Linked DNA regions of Mus musculus: regions 1 and 3 are each linked to region 2. Evidence: chromatin loops called from intact Hi-C (ENCODE). Cell type or tissue: left cerebral cortex. All regions are shown on one strand. Region 1 overlaps Dmd (dystrophin, muscular dystrophy). Region 2 has its middle 130 kb from the start of Gm24470. Region 3 overlaps Dmd (dystrophin, muscular dystrophy).

Region 1 (2,500 bases), 920 kb after region 2:
AAAATGATGGCCCAGCAAGTATACATGCTTGCTGCAAAGATGGATGATCCATGTTCTGGGCAATGCAATCAAATAACTTTTTTTCAGTTTCATTCCCTCCAGTTCATTTGTATAAAAAATAAGCAAACTCACTGGACCTACCAGATTGGAAGAGATAAACCACTTCTACAATTTGTCCTCTCACCTTTGGATGTGAACTGACACCCAATTTCCACTGCTACTCAAAGAATAAATAAATCTAATTTTTCAAATGTATAGGGAGAAGCCATCCCTCCTACGTTACACAAAACAGGAAAATAATCAGCATCTCTTTTTACTCCAAAGAAACAGAGAAGCATTCGGGGGATTTGTATATTACACTCTCTCTTTTACAATGGTTCAAATTAGCTCTAATAGCCAGAACATAATAAAAAGGTAGCCAAAAAGTCTATAAAAATGATAATCATGGATCTGTTCCAATTAATCTTATTACAAAAAGAGGTATGAGCATATGTGTCCCATGGGCACTTGTGATAAAAATTAAAATGGATAAGGTTACTTTCCTAAGTTTTTGTCTTTGTTTTAGCTTTCTTGATTTATGGTTTTGCTGTTGTTGCCCTTAACACTAAACTGAAACATGTGCAACTAAGCTGACATGCGAGGAAGTAAGAACAATAAAGCATGATTTCATTCCCGCCAAGCACTCAGTGAAGAACACAGTTAATACAGGCTTTATATACACGAATTAATATTTATCATAGTTGTCTATAGCTTTGTGAAAACTATGAAGAATAATAGCCAAGGTTCCATATGGGAATTCAAATGATCCATATTAAAAAATAAAAGCAATCTTTTCCTTCACAAAAACATTTAATTTGGTTAAAAATCCTGAAACTCTATTTTCCCCTTCTTTTCTTCCTTTAAGTTAGTTTATCTTACATCTAGTAAGACTTAACTTGTATAATACATGGATGCAGTTACAGGCACACAGACCGAGTGTGATAATCCATTTATTTATACACTGTTTAGAGATTAGATGAATCAATGACCCAGGAACCATACCTTTGGTTACTGGCTACTGTACACAAAACAATAATGGTGTCTGCATTATGATTATTTCCCTGCGTGTTGAGAAGAGTTTAAATTATGTGGAAGGATTTTTTTGGAGTTATTGTATGTGTTAGGACTTCAAGATTCTTTTGTTTTATAAATGGCTGAAAGCATTTTAGCTCTATATCTGAAGGTGTCTTACTAACATGTTCTTTGCACACAATTTTACCTTTATCTTTGGACATTTTATGTTTCTGTATAAGAAAGCCTCCAGGAAAAATCCATTTGTCACCATATTACCTTTATGCAGATAAGAAAATGAAAGAAAAGCTAAAGAGATGCCTAGTTTTGAAAGGGAAGGTGCGCCCTCTAGTGATTCATATCTTTTCACAAGGACATTAACATTTCCAATAGAATTTTTAACTAAATGTAGTTTCAACTTAGGCATATTAAATTGCACAAGAATAGAGTCCTTACTATGACAGCATGTCACATATACATATACCACATAAGGTAATACTCATGTTACCTATTGTTAAGGTTATTTTTTTCACATATTTGTGTTTTATAAGGACTTTAAAATTTATGAAAGATGTAAACCAGTCTTGAGTCATCTGTGCTTAGCAACATTTTTTTGTCAGTCTTCTGAGCCACACACTTTTTATACTATTTCCATATTTGTTTTCATTATGACTAATTATTCTGTTATAGCTAGCACTAACTTTAACAGTTTAGAGGTTTTATTTAGTTTTAAACTTTGAGATAGTTCCCATAAATATTATATGAGTAGAAGATGTGAAAGTGACTTCTCAAAATCATGTCACATATTAGAATTACACATTAGGCTGGGATCTTAAGTGATTAAGGTTTGATATTCAGCTTAGACCAGGAGATTATTAAGACATTCTTATCTATCAGATAATGAAATACTTTGACTAAGTATAATCTCTTTCAGCAGAAGTTTGACTTTGTAGTGCATTCAGCTTTCTAACAAGAAAAGATGAAAACACCAATGACATGTAACTCAGGGACTTTCCTACCCTTAATTAGCTAAAATACTAAAGCACTGACATTACATTCTGTGGAATATATCACAAAAAGAACTCATCTTATGTAATTTGTTGTCCATAATTAATAATGCAGATAATCCGATTTGATGGACAATACTTTGGACAAATTCAAATTTAAACCCACAGTGAATAGGCCTACGTTGGGATAAAGTGAATTCTACTAAATTACATATATTAGTAGCTTTCAAAATTGCATTTATTGCAATCTAGAATCATTAAATTTTACTGTATTAAAATGTATAGTTTTGTGGAAAATGGGCTTAATTCTACACATCTAAAACTACAAGTACATGTGAGACAACAAGGAATAGGTTTCTTGATAGGAATGTTAATGTTGAAGAATGAATAAATTAATGCATTTGGAATATGAAAACAATGTAAGAATATGTAACATCAGGTTT
Region 2 (2,500 bases):
TTAACAAGTGATTGCTTAAAATAGATGTCAAATAATATAGAAATAGATTTTCTTGAGTAGGAAAAGCATGATTTTTCACTAAGTAATACAGAAGCTTTCAGCTCTCTACCCTATCTCCTTAGTAGCCCAAGTTGCTAAATTACCCAAGTTAATAGACTATTATACACAAATATCTTATGTGACCTTTTAGTATACACAGTGTTGCTCCCAGGCAGTGGATCTTTTTTCTAGTAATTGTAATATCCCAGTCAGACTGGTCTAAGAACGCCACTGGCTGTTATGTAACTTTTTTTTTCTTCTGAATGTTAGTTCATGTTTTTCAATTACGTATTCCTCTTAGAAAGAGTGAGCTAACATGTATTTAAATATCAGTGAACCAATTGCAAACTGGCAGGCTAATTATACTTGTTTGTATTCATTCAAATTAATTACTAGCATATGTTTGGAAAAATAAGCAAGAATTTGAAGAGTACTTTTTTAACCTTGAAGCATACAGAATGGGGTCATCTGTGTCATTCATAATTCATTTGTATAGCAGCAATGAAAATAGTTTTCAAGATGTGCAATTAGCAGCAACGGTTTTAATAATATGGCTTTTAAAGTCTGATTATTTCTTCGAAGTACGATTGAGTCCTGTATGGTCTGTCCTAATACTTGATTGATATTTGAGGCACTCAAAGACTAACAGAATTTTGCATCCAAATCAGTGCTGATTTGCGCTAGAAGCCAAAATCTTAATGGTATCTAAATATTGTTTAAAATACTTCCTTCCCCTCTCATGTTCATTTCTCAACTTTTCTTTGTGATTTTAAGTGGTAGTTGGGGAGACACTCTTGTCCTAAATTCTTTAGTAGAACTCTTCTTTTGTGAATTGTCTCCTATGAAAAATGTGAGCTTCCTGCTCACTCATACTGCACTGTTGTTACCATAGTTACTTACAAAAGGTGGAGGGGGGATTTGAATGGAGATAATGAAATTTAAATCAGCCACTGGACTCCCCAAACTGTGAGTTCTTTTATTAGTTTGTAGTCTATGCTTCCTTCATTTGTGACTTAAGAAGCGCTTGCTATTTGGTTCTGCTGATGACTGGGAAGGACAGACACTAGGTGGCACCAGTTGTTGATTATTAATGAAATCTTACAGGCTTTGGGCCACACACCTGAAAAAAGCAGGCAGTACACCCTCTCTGACAAATGCATCTTAAGAGTTTTAGAAATGCTTGCCGATCTTTCTGGCTCTGGAATACCGTCAGCATGCAAAGCGAGGCAATGTACAGTCTCCAAATCCCAACTGCTTAATTCTGTGGCTTCTGAAGTAATACAGGGAAAAACATTTTTTTTTAAAAGATAGAAATGCATAAAAACAGAGAATGTGAAAGGCAGGTGGGACAAAATGAAATAGGATATATATCTGCATATATTTCCAAACCCTAAAATGGATAGATTTTAGAAATGGCTGTTGATATTCCTGTTTGTACAAGCACATATTGTATTTTTCCCCCTACAGCATTTGTGTGAGAAAAGCAATTATTTGTTTCTTTAAGTAAAAACCTCATGTAGCACCACTATGTATTTCCCAATTTAAAAAAAAAATGCCCTTTGGTTCCCTCTTACTGAGGACCCCGTCCACTGAAATTTCCACTTGTGATACACTTGCTGCCTTTTAGTGTGCCACACATACTTCATCTGGAAAGATGAGTTGGAGGAGAGACTATCATCTAAGAAATATGCTTTGGAAGGTTTGTTTCCCTCCATCCTATTATTCTCCCATTCTCATACCATCCATCTTTTACAAATGAAAAGGGTAAAAGAAACAGACCACATATGCATGCACACACAGAGAGAGAGAGAGAGAGAGAGAGAGAGAGAGAGAGAGAGAGAAGGAGAGAGAGAAAGAGAGAGAACATGCATACACACAATCTTGAATTTTTTTCTCAATTCTTTAAAAATAAAAGAACATAAATTCGTCCAGGAGATAGCAAGCAATAATTTAAAAAGGGAAGTATATAAATAAGGTAGGAGAATTAAATAATTGCTTGTAACTAGAAATAATTTTTCTGACAAATGAGCAATATTTTCCATCACTACTGTTAACTAGGTATTTCTGAAGAGGATGCGGTGGTCTAGGGAAAGGAATAGCATACACAATTCTTCAATGTTCTGTTTTCTTAACTTGGTAAAATTACTGTTGGTGCACATACAGACAGGGTGAAGAAATGATTACTGTTTGATATAATAGACTGGTGAATAAATATAAGCTTGTTATATTGTCCTGCACTTATTGTTTCACTTACTGAAGCATTGCAAATCAGAAAGAAAACTTCACATAGGAGAGTTGTAAGAGCTCTAGAATACTGGCTTTTATATGACTTGAACTTCATCTGTAAGAATATGCTTTTTGACCATATCCTTGGGCCTTCTTGTTCTGTGAAATATTAATATGCAGGACCTAAAACTATCAGAATAGATACCTTACTGTGAAGTAGAACAAATAAATATAC
Region 3 (2,500 bases), 970 kb after region 2:
CTTTGATGGTGTGAGGGCCAAAGAGAAAGAGCTACAGACAAGTAAGTAAAAACACTTTTTTTTAATTGGATATTTTCTTTATTTACATTTCAAATGTTATCCCCTTTCCCAGTCCCCCAAGGCTAAACCCTCTATCTCATCCCCCCTCCCACTGCTACTATGAGGGTGTTCTCCCACCTGCCCCACCCACTCCTACCTCCTGGCCCTGCATTCCCCTACACTGGAGCATCTAGCCTTCCCAGGACCAAGGGCCTCTCCTCCCATTAGTGCCTAACAAGCTACATTTGCAGCTAGAGTCAAGGGTCCCTCCATGTGTACTCCTAGGTTGGTGATTTAGTCCCTGGGAGCTCTGGGGTATCTGGTTGGTTGATATTACTGTTCCTTCTACCGGGTTGCAAAGCCCTTCATCCCCTTCAGTCCGATTCTTTTAATGGGTTATGTGTTAATAAAATATTAAGAACTAAAAACAATGGAATTTTCCTCTTTCCACTAACAAATGACAAAATACTCACATTGTACAAGAAAATGTATCTTTTTTCACCTTCAATATTCTGATGCTTTTGGATAAAAGCAAATAAACCATAATTTTACAGATATAACTTCTCCATGGTGGGTTATGAATTCCAGAATCAGGAGTTTTGAGCATTGTTAAAAATAAAGGACCAGTTCAGTAGACTTTCACAATATTTTTTTTGTGTAGGTGGAGATATTTGTACAGGTATCTTTTGATGCTCTGTCAGGTCATCTGAGAACTACATCCTTGTGGGAACTGAATCTTAGGAAAGGACAAATTATCCTTTGGGCTATATTTTACTTTTGGAACTCAGTAATTACATAAATCCTCTTTTTATTTTCTTTGTTTTCTTAATGAAATAGAAGATAAAAGTAGAGCAATAATGCATGCATTTTCTTCTTGATTGCCTTTGTAAATATTTTTTTTAAAAAAAGGTATTTAAAACATTTCTAGAGCCTGGTATGGTGTCCCACGCCTTTAATCCCACCACTCGGGAGGCAGATTTCTGAGTTTGAGGCCAGCCTGGTCTACAAAGTGAGTTCCAGGACAGCCAGGGCTACACAGAGAAACCCTGTCTCAAAAAACAAACAAACAAACAAACAAAAAACAAAAACAAAAACAAAAACAAAACATTTCTAGAGAATTTGGATATGAATGAAGCCTTTCTAGCTTTTCTAGCTTCATTTTGTTTAAATAAAATTAAGTTTATAATATGCTTTTTTTTTTCTTCTTCTACTTTGTAAAACAGTTTTACTAAAGGTTTTATTTTTCTCTTAGGAAATCAGTCAGTAAAACTTTAAAATGATATCAGCTCCCTCTAGTGGATTGCAACATATTTGCAGATGAGCTTCAAATGAGCAAAAATATATATATTTTTTTAATAACCTAGTTTTTCATTCATCTTAGCATCACTATATTTTATTTTTTCATGAATACATAAATTTCCTTTAAAATCAAATAATTGGAAAGGGTATTCTATATCTGATCATCTTAACTAACTGGAAAGTTATTTTAATTCTCATATGCCTACTAGGTTCAATCTTCAGTTGAAAGGATTCAGGCATAGCCATATTGATAGCTGAGATTTTATGTTACTATAATGTAAAAATTTACTATTTATTTTGATTAAGTACTCATTGATATAATCGTCATGCCATATAATCATTGGTGTACACACGAAAATTATTTGTAAATCTTTCCTGACTTGTGTTTCCATACCTGAGTCCCAGCCTAGTGTGTCCTTGGAATCAACTGGGTGGTCAAGTGTCAAAAGTCATGTAGATGGGCTAGAAGGAAAGGCTCAATGGGGCACAGGGAGAACACATTTGCCACACAATTATATGTATAAGAGTATTTCTAATAATTTTGCCTACTCTTCTGGAAAACACCTATTGAACCAAATATGAAATACATTGCAAAAGAAAAGTATACCAAATTATAACATACATTCTGTTAATTTCAGTGTCTAGCTGTTTACTATGCCCTTATCATGGCATAATTACTGATGATCACAAGTCATTGATCTTGATTCATTTGCAAATAAATTGAGTTAGCAAATTATGGTTTGTGCAACAAAAATATTCAGCATTGAATACTTAAAACAGTATTTATGTCCTTATGAAACTTTGAAAATAGATCATTGAAACAAAAAAATCTGAATGATACTATCAAAGGTTGTAATAATACAAGAGTTAGGAAATATAATACTAGAGAGATGTCCTTTGAACATAACATATAACATAACCAAGTGCTCTCTATGTACTAAGTTAGAGAAAGTGTTTTGAGAGGAACAGCAACTAGGGAATTTGACCAAGGTTAAAGAAGAGTCCAGGAAAAATAAAGGAAGTCAGAAAGACCTAGTTTACTACCAGAAGGATGAGGACCAGTTTAGTTTGACATTTGCTATGTCCATGAGTGCCTGGTAAAATATTTATTTAGTGTAATTGAAGTGAATTGGATAACTATATCCATATTTCTGGAAAAAGA

Evidence for each region. Hi-C counts contacts between places; a loop is a spot of excess contacts. Peaks named below come from ENCODE experiments on the same cell type or tissue, not always from the same donor. Only the 100,000 strongest peaks of a DNase experiment are listed, where the experiment ranks them.
Region 1: a loop joins it to region 2, with 4 times the contacts of the local background. A loop is called at or near these places in 6 of 42 quality-filtered maps.
Region 3: a loop joins it to region 2, with 10 times the contacts of the local background. A loop is called at or near these places in 2 of 42 quality-filtered maps.

Annotation. Positions count from the first base shown.
Region 1 is chrX:83,739,341-83,741,840 of GRCm38, forward strand. All of the region lies in intron 17 of Dmd (dystrophin, muscular dystrophy), which reads left to right. Among named protein-coding and RNA genes, the nearest start is that of Gm46696, 140 kb to the right of the region's middle. In left cerebral cortex, a CTCF peak has its summit at 1,405 (motif pointing left); a DNase peak (open chromatin) is centred at 1,389.
Region 2 is chrX:82,816,131-82,818,630 of GRCm38, forward strand. It overlaps a transcript of Dmd not described here. Among named protein-coding and RNA genes, the nearest start is that of Gm24470, 130 kb to the left of the region's middle. In left cerebral cortex, a CTCF peak has its summit at 1,096 (motif pointing right); DNase peaks (open chromatin) are centred at 324, 667 and 1,106; H3K4me3 peaks cover 1,490 bases; H3K27ac peaks cover 1,045 bases.
Region 3 is chrX:83,786,275-83,788,774 of GRCm38, forward strand. Dmd (dystrophin, muscular dystrophy) reads left to right here. Exons shown (of 79, transcript NM_007868.6): 21 at 1-41. Among named protein-coding and RNA genes, the nearest start is that of Gm46696, 96 kb to the right of the region's middle. In left cerebral cortex, a CTCF peak has its summit at 1,335 (motif pointing left); a DNase peak (open chromatin) is centred at 1,329.